Regions from separate parts of the Homo sapiens genome. Here all the other regions are linked to region 2. A link is a contact called in ENCODE Hi-C or POLR2A ChIA-PET data. All regions are on one chromosome and are shown on one strand. The core of a region is the stretch at or near the end of the contact, and the rest is flanking DNA. Distances in the headings are between cores, read along the strand shown.

What was found. Hi-C counts contacts between places; a loop is a spot of excess contacts on that map. ChIA-PET counts read pairs that join two places held with the same protein, here RNA polymerase II (POLR2A). Pooled maps may share reads with other maps.
Region 1: a pooled map shows a loop between it and region 2 (4-fold over the local background). The contact joins two enhancer-like sites. A Hi-C loop is called at or near these places in 2 of 50 pooled maps. POLR2A ChIA-PET finds 5 or more read pairs at or near these places in 3 of 52 experiments (Caco-2, PC-3 and activated T-cell).
Region 3: a loop to region 2 is called in a pooled map, with 14 times the contacts of the local background. The contact joins the promoter of NFAT5 here to the enhancer-like site in region 2. A Hi-C loop is called at or near these places in 5 of 50 pooled maps. POLR2A ChIA-PET finds 5 or more read pairs at or near these places in 2 of 52 experiments (H1 and activated CD4-positive, alpha-beta T cell).

Annotation. Positions count from the first base shown.
Region 1 is chr16:68,666,416-68,669,612 of GRCh38, reverse strand. The region is part of intron 2 of CDH3 (cadherin 3); the gene reads right to left. Among named protein-coding and RNA genes, the nearest start is that of CDH3-AS1, 22 kb to the right of the region's middle. Within about 2 kb of position 1,397, at least 3 of the 41 ENCODE cell types and tissues checked have a DNase peak (open chromatin) inside an H3K27ac peak, as active enhancers do; they include PC-3, where a contact is called at or near this core.
Region 2 is chr16:69,164,933-69,168,157 of GRCh38, reverse strand. UTP4 (UTP4 small subunit processome component) reads right to left here. Exons shown (of 17, transcript NM_032830.3): 15 at 2,632-2,817; 16 at 973-1,083. Among named protein-coding and RNA genes, the nearest start is that of SNTB2, 21 kb to the left of the region's middle. Within about 2 kb of position 1,462, at least 7 of the 41 ENCODE cell types and tissues checked have a DNase peak (open chromatin) inside an H3K27ac peak, as active enhancers do; they include PC-3, where a contact is called at or near this core.
Region 3 is chr16:69,564,226-69,567,449 of GRCh38, reverse strand. It overlaps NFAT5 (nuclear factor of activated T cells 5), which reads right to left and starts at 1,484. Exons shown (of 15, transcript NM_138713.4): 1 at 1,076-1,484. The coding sequence starts at 1,148. MIR1538 (microRNA 1538) reads left to right here and starts at 1,582; the gene lies at 1,582-1,642. RefSeq lists silencers at 689-998, 1,019-1,288, 1,583-1,759, 1,479-1,858 and enhancers at 2,978-3,117, 2,520-3,224.

The sequences.
Region 1 (3,197 bases), core at 148-2,647, 500 kb after region 2:
CCCCACCAGGAGCTAGAAATCCTCTTCCCGCTGTCTACAAAATCTGCTTCCCACTAGAGTGTACAACTCACTCTACTACCCTGTCTTCTGGCATATTTCCACTGTTACATGGTTCCACATATTTGTAGCACAGTATCTGGGCTGTGCATCTATTTGTAGAAGGGACAGTGTCAATAATCAAGGGGAAGCCAACGGTCATGTATTATAGGTGTATGTGCCTCCCACTCAGGGTGCATATTCCAGATACATCTGAGGAGCTGGCCCCATCAGCTCTAAACTGCTTTGAGTTGGGTACAGAGCACAACCAAGGGGCAATGGTCCAGACTGATAGGAATAAGCTTCAAACACCCACTCTGCTCAGGATACCCAGCTAAGTGTTTTCCTACCCAAATCCTCACAAAATAACCTGCAATGTGGTATTACTTCTCCCAATCTGACAACTCAGGAAACAAGAGGCTGCCAGGGGTTGAACTGCCCCAGGAAGCAGCAAGATCAGGTTTCAAATCCTGAAGGCAGGGAAATAATGAAGAATACGAAATTTGGAGTCCAGAAGACTTGGATTCCAATCCCTATAATGTCACTTATCTATCACATGATTGGGCAAATTGTATGATTATATAGAAGCTCAGTTTCCTCATCTGGAAAATGAAACAATACCTACCTCATCAGGTTATTAGGAAGATTAAATGGGATAGTGTTCAAACAGCACTGAATACTGTGCCTGGCCCAGAGTAAGTAAGGTAAGCTCTCAATAAAAAGGTACCTTAGACTACTTACAATTAACCTAGGCTTCTGACATCCACATCCTGGCCTCTTTCTATGTATACCATCGAAAAATTCTCTCTCAAAGTGGGAAGAAGTTAGCTACAGCTGTATGCTTTACTCAACGGATGAAGCTGATCAAAGATGGTGACACATGGGACCAGAGGGCACAATAGGGAACTGGCTCAGTCTGCATTTGGAGAGGGCTGTTTTGTAGGGGTCCTCTGTGGTTTACCAGAGGAAGCAGAAGACGGAGATTTCATGAAAAAGCTGGCCTTTCTAGGGAAACTTGCTAGGCACATGTAGGAACATGAGTAGTCTTCTCTGCAAGCTATGAGTCAAGACATAGTAAATGGTAAGCCCTGGGGCAGATCATTACAATTTCCTCCCAGATGCTTCCTGGCACCACTGGCTTGTATCACTAGTTTCATAATGAAACTGATACGAAACCAGGTCTCATCATCACTCATCCCTCCTTTACCCCATCTTTTAATAGTCAGCGAAGTAAACTGACTCCTGTTCCTAACTGCAGCATGGTTCCACAAGGCCACACATCTTGGCCAAATCACGGGGGCATGAATGGGCTTGCATCAAACTCTTTCTGGGGCAACTTGATGATGAGCACATGGGGCAATAGTTCAGAATTTAAGGCTGGAAAATGAAAGCCTAAACATAGCTCTTTCTTCCACACCCATCCAGGGCTTCAGACAGTCATTTGACCGCATTAGCCTCAGTTTCTCCCACAAGGATTCTGAATTACAAGGTCAATGAACCTGATGAAGAGGTGCCTGCTCTACCAATATAAATGGACAGCTTTTAGCACTGAGCCTAAATGTACATTCCCTAAAATACTGTCGGGGAAGGGAAAAAGGGAATCAGTAACCTGAGGCTGCTTCTAGAGAAATTAACAATTAATATCATAGGACACATTATAGGTAAAAATAAATAAAAAGAGAAATTAACAACAAAAAAGCCAGAGCTCTATGTATCTGCACTCGATAGAAGACATCCAATGGAAACCAGGAGTCTCTGGCCTATGTTCAAAGCTCCTCTCTAAAGATCATCCTGCCAAGCCTGGCCTCGGGTCCTGAACTGGCGCCACTAATAAAACTTGGGCAAGAAGAGTTTGGTCCCTGGGGTACTAGAGCTATTGGGAAAAGAAAGCTTTTTAAATAGACTTATAAGAATTGATGGATGCTGGGCTAAGAACTCATTCCTCTTATGTTCCAGGCCTGCTTTTAGGTTGGAATTTGCCTAGACACCTCCATACTCCCAAGGGAATACCCTTGAAGGTCAGGAGCTTGTCTCTTCCTGGAGGTGCTATCTGGTCCTGATGTCCAACATTACTGGATGTTCTGGCAAAATAAAACCACCCATCTTTCCGTAGACAAAATGTCCATCAAGTGATCACTCTCCACCAATTTCCCTACTGATCTCTGGGTATTTTGACTAGAGGAAAAGGAAAACATCATCTTAAACATATTGTGGCCAAAAGGCAGCCTGGGGAGTTGGGGGAAGAGATTGCCTAGGAAATTTCTATTCTAGCTTGCTTTAGGGACATACCTAGCTCACAAAACAAACAAATTTGTCCTTATAGCTATCACTACCTTCTGTTAAGGGATTGGGATAAGAGGGCACCGGGGAAAAGTAGGTGGAAGTGACTTGAAGAAAGATTCTGGCATTTTTCCTAAGTAAAACTACATATAGAAAAAAGTTCACCAACTAAGAAATACAAATTAAAAGGGCAAGTGCTGTGTCACAGTTGGGAACCGGGTGCTGCTATATATTGCTAGGGGTGGGGGAATATTAACTGGCACAACCTTTCTGGCAAATTAAAATGCCTTAAACAAGCCCATTGACCCAGGAATTGTGCCAAGATACCATCCCAGATGTGACAAAACCATACCTGCCAGGATGTTCGTGACTTGCTTAATAGGGAAAAAAAGCAAAAAAAGGTCTCAACAACCTAACTCTCAACAGAACAGTTAATTATGCTGTGCCACAGTCACCCAAATGCCTAATCTACAGCCTTAAATACTATAAAAGAAAACCTACCCAGGAAAAAGTATTTTGCAGAGGGGGGAAAAAAGCAGGTCATAAAGCCATTTATAGCATAAGGCTGACAATTATTATATAAAATATTTATAGTTTTATTCTTGTACCAAAAAGAAGAGAGAGAGAGGGGCTGAGCCCTGGTGCCAAGGCTGTGGTCTGCCTCTCTCCGTCACCAAGTATTTTCCACGCACAAGAAAACCAAGATGGTGGCCAGTGAGCCAGACCCGTTTTGAGGAGACCCACGGGAGAGGTCATAGGGCAGCAAAGTGGGGTGGGGGGAAGAGGCTGCACATGCTGGGATCCCAAGAGGCCTTGGGGCTCCTGGATTCACTTGGGACCCACCCCTGGGCATGCTGGGAGGCCCATTGCCCTTGCCTAGC
Region 2 (3,225 bases), core at 213-2,712:
GCCAAGATTGGGAGCTTTTAACTAAGTTCACTCATAAAAGGTCTCAGCAGGATTTTTTTACATTTCTCTGGATAGAAAATCTATGCTTCTTATATCTCAAGAATCAATGTTAAGCAAGGACTTTAAAGCCTAAGTTCTTTTTTTTCTCAGACAGAATCTCGATGTTACCCAGCCTGGAGTGCAGTGGTGCAATCATACTCACCGCAGCCTTGAACTCCTGAGCACAAGCTATCCTCCCATCTCAGCCTCTTGAGCAGCTGGGACTACAGGCATGCTCCACCACACCTAGCTAATTTTTATATTTTTTTTTTTTTTGTAGAGACAGGGTCTCACTATGTTGCCCAGACTGGTCTTGAACTCCAGCCTCAACCTCCTAAAGTACTGAGATTACAGGCGTGAATCACCATACCCAGCCTAAGGCAACTGACAACTGGCAAGCTACAAATGCATCAAGAAGCTAATCACATTTGAGTCATTTGAGTAATCAGTAATTTACAGAACTCTCCTTTTTTTTTTTTTGTTAATAGTGATGGGGTTTCACCATGGTGCCCAGGCTGGTTTTGAATTCCTGGGCTGAGGAGATCCACCTGCCTTGGCCTCCCAAAGTGCTGGGATTACAGGTATGAGCTACCAAGCCCAGCCTGCTTGACATTTATCCTATGGAACACTCCAACAAGTAAAATTTAAAGCCAGCTCTCATGACAACAAAGACTCTACCCTCAGCGCCAACATTTCTCACTACTTACGCATTTCATTTTGGTTAAGTATGATGTGCCTGCCTCTAACCTACTAAGGCAAGAACAATAAAACATATACAAGGGACAGCCAGCCTCAAAAAGGTGACTTGTCTCCCACAAGCCAGGTTCTCTGCATGGAAACTGAAGGTGCTCTTATCTTCCGATTGTGGAGTTTATTACATTTTGGTATCACAAAGGAACCAACTATCCAGAATAACAACACAAGATGTTTTACCTTATATATCTTAGAAATTTTAAAAGCATGAGCTGTGCGCCTCCGGATGACATCTGATTCATTCGTGGGAGGAAATGGATTGTAGAGTAAGGTTTTGTCATTTGGAAGGGGCTAAAAAAACAAAGACACATTGTTTAAATGGTTACTTTTATTGGGCTTCTGCAGACCAAAGATCTGTAGTGCATTTTGAGCCCAACATCATCTTCTAACCATCATATATATTCAGTACCTCCCTGACATTCGTTAATTCGGGAAAACAGCTGTAGCCATAATACCTCTATTCAGAAAAACTAGGGGGGAAAAAAAGAAGAAAAGGAGAGAGAGGGAGAAAGAGCTGAAGCTACTCTTGCAGCCACACTGTAGAGGGTGGGTGTATGAGGCAAAGAGAGCTTGTTAACTCCATGCAGCAAGATCAAAGGGCCCTTCTGCGGCTTCTGGCCTGTCTCATCAGTATCACTTTGTCAGAATGGAACAAACTGGCAAGTGCAGGAGCTCAGCCCACACAGGGTCTGTGCTTTCTAGACTCTCCCCCAACCAGATCACAGACTGGACAAGTGACTGGAGTTCTCCCCAGGCGAAACCTCAACACAAACCACCTGTGCTGATGTCACTGACACCTCGAGGTGGCCTCTGGCCAAAGAAATGATATTTTGTCTCTGACTTCCTGGGAAATAGCTATGCCTACTGTAAGGAAGCGATGAACTTAAAGCCAATGCTTTGGAAAAAATGATCTGGGCTCAATTACAAAGAGGCAAGAGAGTGGGAGGGGCCCTTCCTGTATCACTCATCTTGCAGAAGGCACTTGTCAGCCAGCTCTGCTTCCCACACCCAGAGGTCGCAGGGCCCACGAGATGATTCCAGTGACACATCCCCGTGCACACCTCCTTTAGAGCCATCTGCTGCTTTCCCCCATGTTCCTTCCACCCCCACCTTCACAAACACACCAAAACACCGTGTGATGGTTGTAATCTAAGCCCAAAGTGCAGGACAGGCATGGCCACAATGCTCCTAGGAAACAAAGCACCTGCCCAGAAAAGCCATACAAATTCAGGGTGAATCAAAACAGCAGCTGGCAAAGAGGACAGAATCTAAAACTGAAGAAAATGCTCGTATCCCATGTAAATCACAGCCATGAAGAATTTTCCTAGCTGGGTTTTTCGAAGATGTTAAGACCAGTTCCTCAAGCCTGCAGACAGCGTTTTAGTAGCTTTAGCGAAGGGGCACAGAGGTCAAAACCTCAGCCTGTACCTCCTTTAATGAAACCAGGTTATTCAGATACCCCAGAGTTCAAAGTTGAAAGCAAGTTAGCCAAATCAATGATACTTCCGGATGAGGGTCACCTTCCGAATACTGGCCTAATCACTTTTCTGTGTAAGATTTATGTGCTTACTCGCAAAGTAGACAAATAGTCAAATCAGCAAAAGCCAGTATACAAAGGCCAGCCCCTTCCCCGAGAGCCTCCCGAAGAACTGTGGGAACACAAACCAGGGAATCTGTAAAACAAAAGCCCCTCTCCTCCAAGAAATGTACTAGCTACCTGTATTCTGATTTACTAGCTACCTTTATTCTGAGTCTCTGTCCTCTTACCTTATTGTACTTGTTGCTTTTAGAACTTTAAGATTCAGAAGAAGATTTGGGAGGTAGCAGTGAAGAACTCACCAATGACTTGTCAATGATGCAGAACATGTAGGCATCATGGAGAAGGATGTGCATCGGTCTCTTGGGATGAAAACTGATGTGTGTGATAGGAGTATCCCTTTGGAGCCAAAGGTGGTGAAAGCCCTGCTTCTGGACAGTCCGGCTCCAATCTGTATACTGTTTGTCTGGGATGCTGTACTCAAATACCTGAGGGAGGACATGACATAGAGAAATGCAGGCTGGTACTCAGAAAGACCAGAAGGGCATTCTCATCCCTAACCAGAAAGTATCTATACAAAGCTTCAACTGTATTATATTCATTCTATGCTCTCCCAACACTTTTTTTTTTTTTTGAGATGGAGTCTCACTCTGCCACACAGGCTGGAGTGTAGTGGCGTGATCTCCGCTCACTGCAAGCTCCGCCTCCCCGGTTCAAGCCGTTCTCCTGCCTCAGCCTCCCAAATAGCTGGGACTATAGGCGCCCACGAGTACGCCCGGCTAATTTTTTGTATTTTTAGTAGAGATGGGGTTTCACTGTGTTAGCCAGGATGGTCTTGATCTCCTGACCTCGTGATCTGCCCGCCTCAGCCTCCCAAAGTGCTGGGATTACAGGCG
Region 3 (3,224 bases), core at 235-2,734, 400 kb before region 2:
ACAACCCAGTTATGTCTTTTGCCCCCTCCCGGTGGTTTAAAAAGCGTAAAGAGCGCAGTGGGAATATTTTGGTTTTGAAGCCCCTTGCACAGGGAACCTGTTCTGACACATTCTTGTGGTGTCCAGTAAAGGAATTTCACCTGAGTAGGGATCAGCTCCAGTGCTAATATTTCAGATGCTGGGAATCCCCTGCAGGCCTTAGCCAAAAGAGTTCTTAAATGAAAAGTCTCTGCCTGAGCTCCCTCCCTGCAACCAGCCCTTGAACGGAAAAGCAGAGAAAATTCTCAAAGGACAGCGTCTGTGCCTGGGCTGGTCCTCCTGGGAGAGGAGAGGAATAAAACCAATCCAGAGAGGGCACCCCCATCTTTGTAAAGGAGAAGGGAGAAGTAATTAGAATGCCACGGAGGTGGGAAGAGAAAAAAAAAGAAAAGAAAATTCGGGCCCTTTCCATCGGGCCCTTTCCAGCAAGAAGATGACGAGGAAAGGAAGAACGCCTGGTCGAGGGGGGCTGTCCCAACATGGGGAGGGAGTGGACTAGGCCGGAGGGAGAGGGGGTGGAACGACGGCGCAAAAACAAGCTGGAAAGGGAGGAAAATGGTGACCCTGCACTCAGAACCGGCTCCAGGCCACGCCGCCCGCTTGGGGGCAACTTTGCTGGGGAGGAGGGTCCCGGTAAGAGAAGACGCGGCGCCCCGATCGCGGTGGCCCCAGCGCGGGGCCCAGTCTGGGGCCATCCCCGAGCCCGGGAGGCCGGGGCCGGCGGCTCGCGGAGCCTGGCGGGGCCGGACGGGCTGAGAGCGGCTAGAAGCGACCGGTGCCGCAGAGCCCCGGGGGCCGACGGAATCTGGGCCCCGAGCGGCCGGCGGCTCCGCGGGGGAGGGGCCGCCACTGCTCCGCCCGCCCCCTCCACCGTCACCCCGATCCCTTCGGCCTCTGCCCGCTCCGGCCAAAGAAGCCATGGGGGTCGCGGCTCAGCCGCCCCCGGCGGGACGGGGACCCCTCGCCTCCCCTGGCCCTGTCTCCCTGTCTCCCTGTCTCCCCGCCCCCACGCCCCACCCCCCACAGCCTGACTCACCTCGCGAGTAGAGGGACTTGGGCGATTCCAGGTCTAGGTCCGCGCTGAGCAATGAGATGAAGTCCGAGGGCATCGCAGCTCGACCCAGCCCGGCCCGAGGGCAGCGGGAGGGGGGGAGCGGCGGTGGCGGCGGCACCTCCTCTCCGGGACCGCGGGCACCGAACCGGGGGCGGCGACGCGAGGGCGGCTGCCGCTGCCTCCTCCTCGAGGGTAGTGACTTCCACTGGGCCGAGGACCGAGGAAACGATGGCGAGGTGGAGGGGGAACTCCACGGGGACTGATTCTCGGTGACCAGGAGAGGGGTTCAGGACGGGGAAGGGGAAGGGGGAGAGCCAAAGGGTCCGTTTCGTGTTTCTCCTCAGCGAAAACTGACGGTCGCCGCCACCGCCGCCGCCGCTGACAGGAATCTGAGCCCCGCCCCCGTGGGGCACAGCGCAGGCGCGGAGGGGGGTGCCCGGGAGCGCGGAAGAGCCGTGGCGGCCCCCGGAGGGCGGGGAGGCGCGCCAGGGAACAGCAGCAACATGGGCCTCGCTTCCTGCCGGCGCGGCCCGGGCTGCTGCTGTTCCTGAGCCGGGAAAGGGCCCCGCTGCCAGGGTGGGAGGGGGGGAGGCTGGGAGGTGGCCGCGCGCTGGGGCCCCGGGGAGGGAAAAGGTATTTGCAACGACCTGGTGGCGGCGAGCCTGAGGCGGCCGGCCCCGAGCAGAGCTGAGCGCAGGAGACAGAGCCGAGAGAAGCGAGAGGTCTGCGCGAGCCGGGGACGGACCCCAGAGGCCGGCGGCGGACGGGCCTGGCTGGCCCGGGGTCTCGCAGGGGACCGGAGTGTCATCGCCCGGACAGCCGCCAACCCTTTGGGGTTTGCATAGCAGTGTGTACAAAGGGACTGTCAAACCCATTTCTTAATTAGGAAATGGCAAACCGTATCCCAAAAACCTCGAGTTATTGATTTTTAATTAAAGTACTTTCTCCCCTAACACTCCCCTCCTACCTTTGGAGGCTGAAATTTTTTTTAAAAAAAACGATCTCTCTGATTGTGCTGGGGCATCCGGGTTATTCGGAGTGGGACATAGAAGACAATTAAAAAATTGGATCATGTGAATCCACCTGGCTGTTCTAGAGGAAAAACAGGTAAAAAGCAAACCTCAACGCTACTCTTCCAAACAGTTTTTCTTTTTTCTGTTTCTTTTTTTTTCCTTTTGGACTAGGCAAAGATGGAGGAAGAACGCATTTAACTGAGTTTTTGCTCTTGCTTTTCTGTTCGTGGAGCCAAAAGTTTCCGTTGCAAAAATTTAAAATCCTCACCCACACCGCAGAGCGTTTTCTGATTCTAATAGACTTCTGAGAAATTTTTAATCAAGTTATTGAAATATTACCTGGAGTGCAGGGTGTGCATCTTGGGAAGTAATTTTAATCTTGTGTGGAATATTGATGCCAGTAGCCACGTGGGCATGGTTTTTAAGCTATTCGAATGGTTTCGTTTTTTATCTACAAGGATAGTTACAACTCATGAAAATCAGTCTGTTGTAATATGTGTATGTGTATATATATGCACACATATATATACATACATATATACACACATATATACATATATATATAATTATAGAGACTTTTTCCCATGAAATTGAGCAGTTCTCGGGACTTGGAGTGCTAGGGTTGGGGTAAGAAGCTCTCAGCAAAGGAGGGCCCAGTACAGATGTCGCTGAGGCAAGGCCCTTTACAAAGTTTTACCTGTAGACCTAGAATTTAAACGTGTGTCATCAGAGCTCACCTATCTTTCATCTCAACATTTGATTCAGGTTGCCCAGTTGTCTTCACTGAATTGTGTGTAGTAATCAATCCTGTGAACATTTTTCTTTTGTCGGAGGTTCAGAAAGCTTTTCAGAGCCACCCCAAGATGGCAAAGCAGAACAAGAAACTGCCCTCAAATTGCCATCTCTGCTGTATGGTGTCGTGACAAGTCCCAAGGGAAGTCCCTTCATAACTGATAAGAGCCCCACTCATTTGAGAGAGAAAGATTGAAACCTCACATTGCCCAACAGGCCAAGGCCTACTGAAATCCTATAGCTTCTGAATTGGAGTAAACACACCTCTTGGAGACCCCCCATACGCCACCCATTAGTCAGTATACAGGGTAGCAGAGAGGAAATGC